Linked DNA regions of Homo sapiens: region 2 is linked to region 1. Evidence: chromatin contacts called from ENCODE Hi-C data. All regions are on one chromosome and are shown on one strand. Each heading gives the region's core, a stretch centred on a gene start or an enhancer-like site at or near the end of the contact. The rest is flanking DNA. Distances are from core to core; before and after follow the strand shown. Region 1 holds the start of SPIN4 (spindlin family member 4). Region 2 overlaps LINC01278 (long intergenic non-protein coding RNA 1278).

Region 1 (7,652 bases), core at 3,259-5,758:
TGGAGAAACACAGATCCTTACAACAAAACATAAAATAAACTCCACATGGTTTAAAGTTCATCATTCATGGGGAAATTTAAAAAAAAAAAAAACATAAAAATCAATACTATTATCAGTTATGGTGATAATATGTAGTAAAAACATAAAACATGGGCAAGAATCATACCAAATTAATTACAGTGTCTGCCTATTCAAAGAATGGAAGTGGGATGGTACTGGGAAAGATATTTATTATCTGTAATTTTCTGACTGTTTAATAATATATATCTCTATCTATATCAAATAGGCCAAAATGTTGACACTTATTAATTTTGGGTGGAGGTGAGAAAATGTTTGTCATATCTTTCATACTTTCCTATATTTTGATTTAATTTTGATAAATAAAATACAAAGATAATTGAAAATACCATTATAGCTAATTATTTTATTACAATGTTTTCAGAATTAGATCTAGGTGACATAAAATACACAAAAGCATAAAGCCATCTGAATAGTACAGTCAACAAGCAACAACCAGTACAATCAGCAATAATAGAGAACTTTTAACTTTGTATGTCACAGAGAATGTATATACCTTTTTAATAAAAAGCCTGAATAAACCAATAACTATTAAAGAAATCACAAAGCTGATTAAAAATCTACTATTAAAAGTGTCATCAGGATTAGATTGTTTTACACTTTGTCCTAGCTAACTTTTAACAAACAAATAATTCTAATGCTATTTAAATTATTCCAGACCACAGGAAAAAAATTGAAAACTCACATATTCATATTTTTTTAAAGCTAGCACAACTTCAATAACAAAACTTGATAAAGATAGCATCAGAAGGACAAAATACAATTTTACTTTGGAATGAAAATGCAATAATTCTAAATTAAATACTGGTAAATAAAATCCACTCATGTAGCAAATCATTATTTCACAATGACCAAGTAGTATTTGTTCCAGAAATACAAGTTTGGTTCCACATCAAATGCCTACCATTCTAATTCATTACATCAACAAATTAAAGAGAAAAAAAATCATACAATTTTATCAATAGATGCTGAAAAGGCATTTTATAAAATTCAGGAACCACTTCTAGCAATAACACTATAAAACAGGAATAGCGGAAACTCTTAAACATGTTAATGACTACCTACTAATAACCAAAAGTAAATGTCATACTAATAGGGAATACTATTCCCTATTAATATTTTGCATTCTTACTTCCATGAAAATTAAGAACAAGACAGTCACGTCTGTCATCACTCTTCAACATTGTTTTGAAAAATCCAGCTAATGTAACAGTAATCAGTATAAACATTAAGAGGAAATAAAATGATCTATATGTTCAGGTGAAATAATTTCATATCTAGAAAACCCAAAATATTATATTCTTAAAAATCTACTGTAATTTCAATGATTAAATAAGCTCATTAGACAGAAGATAAAAATACAAAAATCTATAGGTTGTCTATATTGTCAAAAATAGCTAATTACAAATGAGAAGAAAAAAACCAATTCACAATGTCAAAATATGAAATAAAACTGTAAAAATACTTAGAAATAAATTCAGTTAGCTATGATATACTTACGTGAAGAATATTCCAATAACAAGACCAAAAGATTTCAATGATGTACGAAGACTCTTGAGTGCTAAGATTTAATATTATTAAAGAGCCCTCTAAACAAAAATGCAGGATTTTAATTGTGATGTCAGCCATCATAATTAGAATTTTATTAAAATTCTGCATTTCATTTTTTCACATGAAAAAATGAATGTCTAGGACATATTATATAAAGAAAAAAAAAACTAATGAAGTGGGACTTGCTTTATCGGATTCTAAAACTTACGATGAAGCCACTATAATTAAATCATGATATTGGCTCAGAAATTTGAAAATGGGTAACATTTTAAATAAATGTCACAATCAGGTATCCAATGTGAACAAAATGTTATAGCTGGATCCCCATCTTACACCATATACAAAAATAAATTTCAGATGGATCAAACATTTAAACATTAAAAATAATAAAGTTATTAGAAGAAAATGTAGGTGAATATTTGTATGACTTTGGGTGGGGGCATCCATGTGATAAAAAAAGGAAACCAAAATCTATAAAAGAGATAAGGGTCTACCTAAAAAGTTTAAAAATTTTAAAGGAAAATATATCATCAATAAAGTCAAGATGAAAACGTCATAACACATTAGAGCTACAAATGATTAATATGCACTATGTAGTAAGAATTTCTACAAATTTATAATGAAAAACATCAATAGATACATGAGCAAAGGGTAAGAACAGGCAAATCAGAGAAAAATCCAAACAGAAACAAGGACAGCAACAACAACAAACCTCTTTGAACTCAGACAAAAGGCAATTAAACTAACAAGCAATACAATGCAATTTTTAGCCTTTCATATTTTCAAGCATTAAAGAGTGCTGGAGAGGACGCTGGAACGGGCGCTTTCATTTTGGATAGTAATCTTGTAATATTTCTGAAACATATGCCTACATAGTATTTCTGGGAATCCAACCTATATAAATAAAAGCACCAGTATGTATTACAGCAGTGTTATTTTGAAAAAAAATAAAAAAAGGAAATAAAAGACGATCAATAACGAAATGGTTGAATGCCTTTTTGGTACATCAACAAGTACTGTGTATTCAGCTGTTAGAGTAAGGGAGGGAGGGGGAGAGCAAGAGTGCAAGAGAGTAAGAGTGAGGGCCAGAGAGAGCCAGAGAGAGCAAGAAAGACTGAAGCTACTGATAAGAAGAGATATCATCTACATGTCAAGTGAGAAAAGCATGTGGCTTGCCATTTTTACAGAAACTACTAGAACATACTTTCTGCATGAAGATGGGGAAAATAGGTGGAAGGATGTACTTCGCATCCTCAACACTTGTTTTCTGGGAAGAAACAAGGTAAGGAAAGGAAGGGGTAAGGACGGGGTGTGGGTTTACACCATTAATTTTTCTTAATCTATTTTTGCATTGTTCCAATGGTTGCAAACACTTTTTAATTTTCTATTAGCACCCAATTTAACTGTTAAGTTACAGAACAAGGCAATATCAAAAGTAGCAAAGTACACTTGAGGCAAAATTGTGAAACTAGTCAAGGTAAGATTTGTTGGCACAATAAAATTTATCCACTTTCCTGAATTTCTGACACCTAAACTCTTCTCTGCGTTCACAACTACGAGAACACAAAATAATTCACATCTAACAGATCCACAACTTCTCTAAAGAGCACAAAGAATTTAAGGAGTTTTCACCAAACCATAGACATAAATGTGAATATCATCATCAAACTTAATGAAGTAAACAGATGGCTTCGCCACCACTTGATGTATAAAAATGCCAGTTCTCTTGGACCCGTCATCTTTGGCATGCTCCACCTGCTTGCCCACGAGACTGTCGACCACCTCTCCAGGCTCCTGTTCTGCTGTAGGGAAATAGTAGTTGGAATCTGGAATAATGCGTAAGTCACCATCTTTGTAGTCATCAAGCAGCGTGTACATATAGAGAACAGGATCTTTCTCGTAGGTGATGTAAAACCAAGTATCCATCACAGGAGCTCGCGCCAGGACCATACCCTTCCATTCATCCTTGGTACCATGTTCACCTTCAAACACATGCTCCACTGCCTTGCCAATCAGGGAATCTGCCAGTCGTGAATCGATACGAGGAGTTGGCACTCTCTCAGGAAGGATCTCTAGCGCTAAAACTCTCTTATCGCGGTGCAGTTCTAGTCCATACACACTATCTTTGCCATCATATTTAATGATGTAAAGAGTGGGCTTCACGGAAACCTGCTCGAGCACAGTACCCTTCCACTGCTCCACTGGCTCGTTGCCTTCCTTCCAGCCGTGTTGAATGCGGCAGCCCACGATGTTCCTACGAGTGAGGAAAGTGGGCTTGCGCCGTTGCTTCCTGTGGGTGTGCCTTTTCTTCATCAGGTATGCGGACACGCCATCTACCCCCATCGGAGGCACGGTTGGAGGAGACATAGCTCAGGGATTAAGAGGGCTTGGGGAAAGCTGCTGCCCTGGTCGATTAAACTGACAAAAAGTCAACACTATGCAATATGATATATATATTTTTTGCGATCTCAAAGACCTGGTCTGTGCTCCCTTCTCCAAGTGCAAGGCTCTCACCAAGGTTTTGGCAGAAACGCTCGAACTCTAACCGTGAGCACTGGGACAGCGTGTGCCTCTCCACAGTGCTTTCCTCTCTCGCCCTAGAAGGGTTACTGCAGCAGTGGCGGCTGACGTAGAGATGGCGGGCTCGCGAGTGCTGTTCGTGCCTTGCGTCCGCCCCAACCCCGACCCCAAGTCCCCGAATCGGCCACTTAGCTGTTGTCGATGCTGGTGCGGCTGCGGCACGGCGGCAGAGGAGACGACGGGGACGAAAGGCAAGGAGTAAGAGGGATGGCTGCAGCGGCAAAGGCGCAGGCGGCGGCAAGTCTCTGGGGAGTCCGCGCGGCCTGGGCTTCGCAGCGCTAGCTGGCTTGGCTTCACTCTGGCGACCGGGTCTTTGCGGCGCAGGGAACCCGCCCCCTCTGAGCCCGCCTGAGCCTTGGCCCCGCCCCCAGCCATCCCGCCTTCCGCTCTGCGGGCGGCAGCCGGGCTGGTCAGCGCGCGTGCCCGTGTTCAGTTTGTATTGACACACGCGCCCTCTCTTTCATTTCCTCCTCCGCCCCTCGACCGTTTCCCTCAAACGCCAGCCAGACAGGCCGACTCCCCTCCTCCTCCTTTCTGGCGGTCTGCTGCCCGCCAGCCTCCTACACAGTGGCTCCATCTGCTTTCTGTCTTCCAGGAATTCCTCACTTAAAAAAAAAAAAAATGTAAAACACACGCACACCCAGAAAGAGTTTGTGCATACAAATTATTTTCTTTCAGTTTAAGATATTTAAGATGAGAATAAAAACCCTGTGTACAATTTACAGACCACCATCTTAATCCAAAATCTGTTTTATATTTTCTACCTGATCATTTCTAGTAATTATTTTTATTTTTTTTTTTTTTGTCAGAATGTAAAGGTCATGTACTGACATTGTGGAGATCTTCTAAAATTCAGTGAAATAAAAGACGAAACTACCATTAATTTTACCATCCAGACTGCACCAAAATGTTAACAATACTGTTTTCTCTCCTATTAATAAACCTGTACTTATATTTTATAAAATTGGGAGCATATTTCATACTTTTATAACTTGTGTTTTTCATGTATATCATGAACATTTTCCAAGATTGTTAAATACTCTGAAAACATGATTTTTAATAGTAATATTAAATATTTGTAATATTCCTTTTGATAGTCCACTATTTATCCTACATGATCTATAACATAAGTATAAATAAAAACATTTTACCTTCATAAATGGATTTATTGTCTAAACCATTTTTTAAAAGAAGATTTAATGACATGGAGAGCTGCACATGAGATGAGTACAATGAAAAAGCAAAATATTGAAACAATATTGTGGTCTTAATTTTGTAGAGAGAGAAAGAAGGGATTTTTTGTGTATATATTTGCTGTTTTTCTGATTATAAAAGTGCTGCATGCTTATATCGAAAACCTGCAAGAAAAGAAAGTGTCCATAATTTCACTTACCTTAAGTCACAGAGCTGCTATGAGGATTAAATGAGAATGTCTGTAAAGCTTTTAACACTATATCCCACTTACAAGATGACATTAAAATCCAGAAGAGTCTAGGGTTCTCATTTTCATTCCTCTACTCTTCACTGGTGAAAAGAGAAAGCGTCATATAATCATGAGTAAAAAAGGCAATTAATTCACCTGGAAACAAAACCGGGGCAAAAGCTGCAAGGTGTCAATACTGGTTGCCTGAACATTTCATTACCTTCCAAGTCAGTGACAGAGAGACCTAGTCCTCATTCTGTTTAATAGCTGGTCACACAGAATGTGTAAGGATCCTCCAGTTCACCATGTTTCCCAGGCAAAGGACTTCAGAGATGGGATAATTCTTTAATGCCATATTACAAGATAGTAATTCCAAGGAAGAAGGTAAACTACATGTATGAACAGTTATTTCCAAACACTTAGAATGACATCGTGGTGTATATATATTCACACATATACACAACCTACACATTCATACTCAAAGTCAGAAGGTGAACGTATGTAAATGTTATGCCATTATGTTCCACAAATAATGTCTTCCAAATAATTCCCCAGACCAAGATACACCAAGCACTTTTTGCTCAGAAGAGCAGTTGACACATGAAAGAAGAAGATGACCCACAGGGCACACAAATGCAGGGAAAACAGTTTCCTCAGGCCTTTGGTTACATCCTTCAAGGGAATTCTTGCTTACAACCCCACAAAGTGGCCTGAAGAGACAAAAAAAAATTCGAATACCCTTTCTTCTCCAAAATTATGATTCTAATATTCAGACCATTCACTAACATATAGATTTAAAAGGCCTTATCATGCTGATATAATGTTCACTTTGTATGACTCCCACTGGACAATAAACTTATTCAAGAAGGGATTTTTATCTTGCATCCCAAATACCCTACACAGAATAGAGACTCAATAAACATTTGTTAAATGAATAAATAATTGCTTTCAGCTGCCCTGCCCCAATGCAAAGACATCTTCCACAGTGAAACAAGTAGCCTTACACAAGCTTTTGACGACTACAGTTCTGGCAACTCAGGCTCTCCCTCAGCAATTTTATCCTTTTAAAACACCTAAATCACTGACCCTGTGAATACATGTGCCCATAAGTCTGAAAATGCTTAGGAGAAAACATTAAAGCAAGTGGGGCGGGGGCAAGCTTTCATCAACCTACATGTGTGGATAACAATAAAACTTACCTCAAAGTGTAAGTGTGAGGATTAAATTAGATAAATACACACAAATCTCTCAGCACATGAACTGGTACATAGTAAGTACTCAGTTGTCTCCTAACTAGTCATCTCCTGAAAGAAGTTATTTTGTCTTATTACATCTTTTTACAAACCACCCAGCTCATACCCCACCTCTAAACCTTTCCTCTGTTTTACACTCAAGACCTCTTGGCCAGGGCTTGTGAATCAAGGAGGGCTATGGCATGATTTGTTCCTTATATCCAATTTCAGAGCAATATTTCAAATACTGGAAGCTTCTGGAAGATTGACTTCTTAATAAATAAACATTAGTGAAAATTAATTTGGAATACTCAGTGTTAATTTATAATTGGAGGGGTGGTGGAGGGAGGTATAACTATTGTTAATTCCAGTGTGCACAAAAGATTATAATGCATGCTATAAAAGAGGTACAACTGAAGCACTAGGGGACCCAAAGGAGGTAGTGATTTTTTATGGCTGGGGAGATCAGCAAAGACTACTTGAATGTCTAAAATAACAACAAAAGAAGATATTCAGAGGGTGGCAGTGTAGTGAGGTATTTTCAAAGAGCTCAAGGAACGACATAGAGGGTGAATGGTTACAGGATATGTGACAAACTAGTCAGGAGTTTGTGACAAGAGCACAGAGTTCGTTGTGATAAGGAAAAGGGGGTATAGTTTGTGGTGTGGAACAAAGTTAGTCAAAAACCTCAAAGTTGAGAACTGATATTTCATCCACTGTTGGTGGAAGTAGCTGACATTCCAGTTCCCCTAACAATGTAGTGTTGGTGTTACCAAGCAGAGAGCTGA
Region 2 (7,652 bases), core at 3,429-5,928, 84 kb after region 1:
GGTTATGGCATCTGTAGCCTTTTGGTGTCCCTTGCAATGGATAATGACGGCCTCTAGTGGTAGTTTAGCTGCCTCCAGCGGCTTGTGTATGAGTTTGCCATTTATTATGGCGGTTCTTTTTGTAGTTAGAAAAACCCCTTTCCTGCCAGATTACAGTGTGAGACTGTAGGACATGGTATGCATATTTGGAATTGGTGTAAATGTTGACCCTCTTTCCCTTTGCTAGAGTGAGGGTCTTGGTTAGGGCAAATAGTTCCGCTTGTTGTGAGGTGATATGTGATGAGAGAGCATTGGATTATAGGAGTTTGTTTTCGGCAATGATGGCATAGCCAGCTGCCAGATATGGTTCCTTAAAAGAGCTTCCATCAATGAACCATGTGGGTTCCTTCCGCAAAGGGGCTTCTGAAATGTGTTGGAAAGGGGAGGAGAGGGAGGCTAAGAGGTCTAGGCAAGAGTGGGGGATTCAGAATTGGAAGTACTTATAGGGAGGAGGGTGGTTGGATTTAGAATTTTACATCTCTGGAAGGTGTTAGAGGGTTGCTGTAAGCTGGATGGCAGGAGGAAAAGAAGAGATCAATGGCTCATGGGGTCCCATAAGTTATGGGAAGATGCAATAGTAATGTGCTGGTAGAGGGTGAGTTTTTGTGCCTCTGAGGCCAGCAATGTAGCTGCATCCAGAACTTTCAAGCATGGAGGCCAGCCTTGGATGATAGAGTCCAGTTTTCAGAAGTATGCAATGGCTTCTGGAGTGTTGCCACGGGTTTGGCAGAGAAATCCAAGGGCAAGGCCTTGATTACAATGAACATACAGGGTAAAGGGTTTAATGGAATTGGGTAGTCCTAGTGCTGGGACATTAAAAGGGCATCTTTCAGTTTTTAGAAGTGGGAGTTAATGGGCAAGCTGGGTCCAAATGTTCTAGGATGGACCCACGTGATGCCGTGCAGAGTGGTTTGGTCAACAGGCCAAAGTTAATGATCCACAGCTGGAAGTACCCAACAAGGCCCAAAAAGGAAGGGTCCTTCTTGGTGTGGGGAAGGGGCACATCCTGTATTAGCTCCTTCCATCGGGCTGGCATGGCTCAAGAATTAGGGGTTAGGGTGAGTCCAAGGTTAGTGACTTGGGTTTGGGCTACTTGAGCCTTTGTAGGTAAAACCTGATATCCCTGGCCATAGAGGAAATTTAGAAGTTGGGTGATGTGTTGATGGATAGATCAAAGGAGGGACTACACATAAGGAGGTCATTGATGTATTGAAGGAGGCTGCTAGGAGCAAGGGGAAGCTCGATTAGTTCCTTGGTGAGAGCCTGCCCAAATAGGAGGGGGCTATCCCGGAACCCCTGTGGGAGTACAGTCTGTTAGTTAGGTAGATGTGTGAGTATCTGGGTCTGACCAGGTGAAAGCAAAAAGACTTTGGGAAGCCAGATCCAAGGGAATAGTAAAAAAAAAAAAAAAAAAAAAAAAAAAAAAAAAAAAAGTCCCTTAGATCCAATACAGAGAAGTGTGTGCTAGATGGGGGAATATGGGAGAGTAGAGTATAGGGGTTGGGGGCCACTGGATAGGTTGGTACCTCCACTTGGTAAATGACATGGAGATCCTGGACCAAGTGGTAAAATCTGTCTGTTTTTTTGACAGCCAGGACAAGGGTGTTGTGGGGAGAGTTAACAGGTTTGAGAATCTGAGCTTGTAAAAACTCACAGATAATAGGTTTGAGGCCCCTGAGGCTGGCTGGGCTAAGGGAATATTGAGGCTGATGAAGGAAAATGGAGGAGTCTTGGAAGGTTATTTTGACTGGGATGTGATGTGTGGCTATTGTGGGTTTAGAAACGTTCCACACTTCTGGATTGACAGAAGGTAACAGAGTGGATAGCAAAGATGAGGGGGAGGAGAGGGAAGCATCTGGACAGCAGAGTAAAATAAAAGGGGTAGAATTGCAGGAGGCTAGTCATATGGGGGCCTGGAATTTACTCAGTATATTCCACCCCAAGATAGGGGTAGGACACTAAGGGATAACTAAGAAGGAGTGGATGAAGGGGGTATTGAATAGGTTGCATAATAGGGGACCAGTATGTGCCTAGAGGGGATTCCATTGACTCTCACAATAGAGATAGAAGAACTGAGGAGGGTCAAGAATATTCTGATAAAACTGAGTAACTAGTCCCCAGATCTAAAAGGAAGAGCATGGGCTTACCAAAGACTGACAGCGTTACCCTGGGTTCCGAGGTGGTGATGGCGGTGGGGGCAGCGGACCCTGGGCCCCGTCAGTCTTCAGCAGCCAGGTCTACAATGCTTGCCAGACTGGAACCAGGGTTGCAGGACCTGTTTGAGTTAGAGGTGGTCAAGCGGGGTGAAGAGTCTTGTTGAGTGCAATCTGACTTCCAGTGTCCCTTGATACCACAGATGAGGCAAGGTTTTGAGGGCGGCACAAGATTGGGGCAGACTCTTGCCCAGGGACCCTGTTGGCTACACTTAAAACAGACTCCTGATGGGGACTGTCATGAGGTTGAGGATTTTTGTATGCATTGGGGAATCCTGTTGTATGGCAGCTGACAGCATCTGGTATTTAGCCTGGTCTCTTTTAAGCTTTCGGGTTTTTATTTCTTCCTCTCTATTGTTAAAGACCTTGAAGGCTGCTTTGATTAAGTCTCTTTAGGAGGTTTGAGGGCCATCCTCCAGTCTTTGGAGTTTCTTTTGGATGTCGGGGGCTGACTGGGAAATGACGTGTAAATGGAGGTAGACTCTGTCCTCGGCAGTGTCAGGGCTTAAGCTGGTATATTTAATCACGGTCTCTGAAAGGCAGGAGAAAAAAAGAGTAGGGTTTTTGTCAGGGGCCTTGAGTGATTTCTTTATCTTTTCATACTTGACAGTCGTAAGGGCGGTTTTATTCATGCCAGTTAGGAGGCATGTTATCATATGGCCTAGTTTCTGTCTGTCTGCAGAAGCCACCTGATAATCCCAACTGGGGACAGTACTGGGAATAGCGAGGGTTGTGACTGGGTTATGGGCAGCATCTTGTCCGTGGAGGGTGTCTGCTTGGGCCTGATCCAGATATGTTCCCTGTTCTCCAGGGTGAGGGAGGAGGAGAGGATGACAGAAATGTCATGCCAGGTAAGGTCATAAGATTGAGTGATATACAGAAATTCCTTGTGGAAGGATGTGGGGTCTGTGGAAAAGGAGTCAAGTCTCTTTTCAATCTGAGAGCCATCAGCTACAGAGAAAGGAACATGAACTCAGACTATGCCTTCAGTCTCCATAACATCCCCCAATGGGGGGACTTTAGAGGGCCTCTGGGCCTGTGCCTGGTTTTCAGCAGCAGAAGGGGGCTGAGTATGAGATCAGTTATGGTGGGGAGAGGGTAGAGGAGATGGGGGATAGGAACAAGGGGGTGGGGGAGCCGAAGGGGAAGGAGGAGGAGACGGTGGTGGGAGTGGGGCTGGGGGGCGGGTGGGGATTCGTCGTCTGGATAAAAATCAGAGGAGGAGGAGGAGGAGGGCTTGTCTGGAAGGGGAGGCATTTTGGCAGATTTCTTGTTTAAGAGGAGCAGCTGGTAAGGTGAACAGGACTGATAGAGGGAATTGGCAAAAGCCTGGATATAGAGCATCTTGGACCACTTGCCATTGTGCTGGAGGACATTTTCTAAATCATGTTGAATTTGGAAGTCAAAAGTCCCATCTGGGCCAGCAGCCATCATTGTCCAGCTTATACTGGGGCCAGGCCACATTACAAAGGAAAATAAGGCATTTAGTTTTAATGGAGTCGGCCAAGCCCAGTGCTCGGAGGTTCCAGATGAGACATCTGAGAGGGGTGTCTGGAGGGGATTTCGAGGAGCCCTGCCCCATATGAGTGGCTGGGAGGGTGAAAAATGTGGAGTAGGGGAGTGAGTATCCCAATTCTAACCATGAGAAGGGATGGAGAAGAGCCGGGGTGCCCCCGTAGCTCTTCGTGGTCCCCCAGAAACCAGAGTGGTCAGAGCGTGAGCATTCTGAGGGCATCCCCTGAGAAGGCAGGCCAGGGTCACCCAGTGGTGACCGGGGAATCCTCTTACCTGGCGCTGGGGTTTTCTGGCTAACAGGCAGAAATATGAGAGGAATCCAGAGGGTGGAAAGGGAAACTCACCCACAATTGGAGGCCGGTGTTGGATGCAATGGGAGTGGTCCTTGCCAGAGCCACAGAGAGGAAAGAGGGGGAAGGAGAAAGCGGTGGGAGGATGGGGCCGAGAGAAAGAATTCCTCCGTAGAAAGACGAAAGTGGGCAGGGCTGGGAACCAGGGGCCAATCAGGATTTGGGAATTAGCCCGGGGCGAGCTGCCGCTGCCTCTTCCTTCCCAGGTTGCAAGGAAGTACCTCTCCCTTGTGGGATCTAGACCCCATCCCAGGTTTTGGCACCAAATGTTAGAACGAAAGGGAGAAAGGAATGGAGCAGAGGCAGCTCAAGGGCAACACAGGTTTATTGGGAGAAAGGCCTGCAGATAGGGGGTACTAGCTAGCGTCGGAGCCCCAGTCCTTCTTACAGGCTGGGGCAGTTCTAGGCCTGGGCAGGAGAGGTCGGGGATGGTTGAGAAAATGGGGCGGGGGTGGTGTGTTTGGCTGCTGATAAAGGAAGGAATTTACTGCAGTCAGGGGTTAGGCCTGGAACCTGTCTGACAGGATGAATTTATTGCCCTCAGGGTTTAGGCCTGGGACCTTTCCAACAGGATGTTTCTCACAGCTCAGGCGCTGGTGGAATTTTCCATTCTGACCAGAGTTTGTAAAATGGTGGCAGTCTGCAAAATGGCGTGGCTTGGGCTAACACGATCAACATGCATCAATTTCACAGACAAAATATTGGGCGGAACACCCCAGGATAATACACAAAATGAAACTGTTTTGGTAAATACTGAAAACATGCAAAACAACATAAATGTTATTTTTATATACTAAAATATGTACTAGGATCTTAATAATATACATGGAAAAATAAACACAAGAAGGAGAGGGAAATGGGATTACATTATAGCACAAAAAGTATTTTAATTTCATTTGTAATGAATTATTTGTTTAAAGAGAAGCTAAAGCAAGTATAAAAATGTTATAATTTAATAGTTGGATGGTATGCATTTAGGAATTTATGTTAATCCCTTTACTATTGTGCCTGTTGGAAATATTTCATTATTAATGTTAAATATTATTTTGGAAAGATAAAAAGGTATATTAATAAATTTATAGCGATATAAATACATAAATATGATAAATAATAAATCAATTATAGTAAAATGTTAATATTAGAAGGTTATATTTGGATGTTCAAAACCTAATTCTTTCAATATTTCTGAACATTTAAATATTTTATAATAAAATGTTTGAGTAAAATAATAATGGATCAATTTCTGAAATGAAATGAGCAAATGATACAACAAAGTGAATATTTATTTCTAACAACCCAGCAGTTGTTTGTGTTATCTATAAATCAATGATAGGGTGAAATAAAACCTCTCGGATTGGAACAACAAATATGTGTGGTAAAATTTTGATACTAGCATGCAATTCACTTAAATGAAAAAGAAACACAGAAAATATTTATCCCAATATTGCCAATACAAAGAAATAAAAATGAAAAATAATTAAAAATTGGACAAGCACTAAAAGCAGTATTTAAAAAAGTCTATTTTAAATACCATATAGAAGATGAATCTAAGAAATATACACATACTTTATTTTCCTCAAGATTACTGACTAGAGGTTTTTCCAACGTGCCTAATCCATTTAGACGAGCAAAAATAGTGGTTCTTCTCTGAAAATTATATAACAAGGACCACAGCAGTTAAGCAGAAAAATGAAAAAAAATTCTGAATCTGGGAAACAGAAGGAAGGCATGAAGTTCTCTTGGCTGGGATCAGCTAAATACTGGGTACGAATCCCCAACATGGGAAAGCATGAGTGAGTGCTTCTCTGCAGTTCACTTTTCCACTGGGGAATGGTGAAATCCAGACCACAGGAGAGCACCTTAACTTTCTGAATCCCTAGATCTAACTTGGGTAATGGCCGGGAGCCTATAAGAAGGAACTGCTCTGGGAAGTGTTCCATGTACTTCCTCAGACTTGGGTACCTAAAGAAAAATGACATTCTAGATTTTAGCTCTTAGCAAGCTCTGTGGGGTCAAGGGAGCTTGAGGCAGTGGCAGTCTTTGGCATTAGAGAGACTTGCACTGGGGCACGGACAACTAGGGCTCAAACGGGAGGAGCTCCCACAGCCAGAACAGAGATATGAGTGTAGTGTGGACTCCAGCTACTGGTACCAGAACTGAGCTTCTCTTCTAGGACCAGAGAAGGAGGAGAATTGCCTGGGAGGCATGGTATTGACCAAGTCAGTGACTTCTAATACTAGGGACTTTGTTGGAAACTAGAAGCAAATTGTAGTGACTAGCCAAATATTCAAACTGCTTACCACAATTGGTACAGGAGAGTGAATGATGTCAAGTCTGGAGTGTGAGGGGGAAGCACATTTCACTTCCACTGGCTAAGAATGTGGCACTGGCACCACCCCTCCCTCTCTGTGCTGAGACCTTGATGAAGAAGCAGTTGTCCCTCACCCATGCATTCTTCCAGAGGCCCGAGTACCATGATGCCACCCCCAACAGGGCTGGTGCTTTAATCCACCATTGAGGATCCTGAGTGTAGGTTTCCCATGCCTGGTTCCAGTTAGTTTCAACTCCAACCCAAGGCAGAACATGAACTCATGACCCTGAACATTCCATGGTATCATGCACCACCTGGGCCACTTGAGCAATTTTCTCAGATAAAGAGGTTGGGCATAAACACTTCTGCTATCACTTTAGCTGGCTGTAACCTGCAGGCACCAACTACTGGCATGGAGGTGAATCTGCACAGCCCATTACAATAACAGCTGACATAAGAGCACAACGCTCAGGAATGATAAAATGTTTTTATGACCACTGCTACCTGCATGAGGCATGCCACCTCAGCTGTTCAGTTCAGGAAATCATGAGAGCACTCACCCATTTAGTATACTTGGCATTTGAGAAAGATTACTGGCTTTTGAGAAAGATCATATTAAGGGTATTTAGAAGCAAGGAAATCATACAATCTTTGCCACTGAACACAGCCAAACAGCCTTACACAACATACACCAGAGTCACATCAAGAATAGCCTCCCCCATGAAAGTACATTCAGAAATAAAAAAAGACTAATACTCCAGATATGCAGTGATCAATGTAAAGATACAAGAATCATGAAAAAGCAAGGTATTATGACACTTTCAAAGGATCGCAATAATTCTCTAGCAATAGATTCTAACAAAAAATCCTCAAAATGCCAAATAAGTCAGAATATTGATTTTTAAAAAGCTCAATGAAATGCAAGAAAAAATCTGAAACCAATACAAAGAAATACAAAATCAATTCAGAATATAAACAATCAACTTATCAAGAATATAAATATCTTTAAAAAATCATGTCAAATTTTCAACAATATACCAGAACAAGCAAAATAAAGAATCTCAGAACTTGAAGACAGGTGTGTTGAAATAGCCCATGAAGACAAAAACTTTTAAAAAGAATAAAAAAGAATGAGAAAGGCCTTCAAGACTCATGGGACTAAGAGCTACCAAACTTTCAAATTATTTGTATTCCCAAAAAGGAATAAAAATTTTAAAAATGATA

The links. A loop is a pair of places that touch in the nucleus more often than their neighbours do. Pooled maps may share reads with other maps.
Region 2: a loop to region 1 is called in a map of PC-9, with 8 times the contacts of the local background. The contact joins the enhancer-like site here to the promoter of SPIN4 in region 1. A Hi-C loop is called at or near these places in 8 of 168 maps with a recorded cell type or tissue (Caco-2, Calu3, IMR-90 and 5 more) and 4 of 50 pooled maps.

Annotation. Positions count from the first base shown.
Region 1 is chrX:63,346,824-63,354,475 of GRCh38, forward strand. SPIN4 (spindlin family member 4) reads right to left here and starts at 4,509. Exons shown (of 1, transcript NM_001012968.3): 1 at 405-4,509. The coding sequence starts at 3,996. The coding sequence ends at 3,247. SPIN4-AS1 (SPIN4 antisense RNA 1) reads left to right here. Exons shown (of 3, transcript NR_046739.1): 2 at 2,817-2,911; 3 at 5,019-5,365. RefSeq lists enhancers at 3,698-3,827, 3,928-3,977, 4,248-4,297 and a silencer at 4,498-4,727.
Region 2 is chrX:63,430,178-63,437,829 of GRCh38, forward strand. LINC01278 (long intergenic non-protein coding RNA 1278) reads right to left here. Exons shown (of 4, transcript NR_152613.1): 3 at 2,187-2,314. Among named protein-coding and RNA genes, the nearest start is that of SPIN4, 83 kb to the left of the region's middle. Within about 2 kb of position 4,679, at least 5 of the 41 ENCODE cell types and tissues checked have a DNase peak (open chromatin) inside an H3K27ac peak, as active enhancers do; they include PC-3 and PC-9, where a contact is called at or near this core.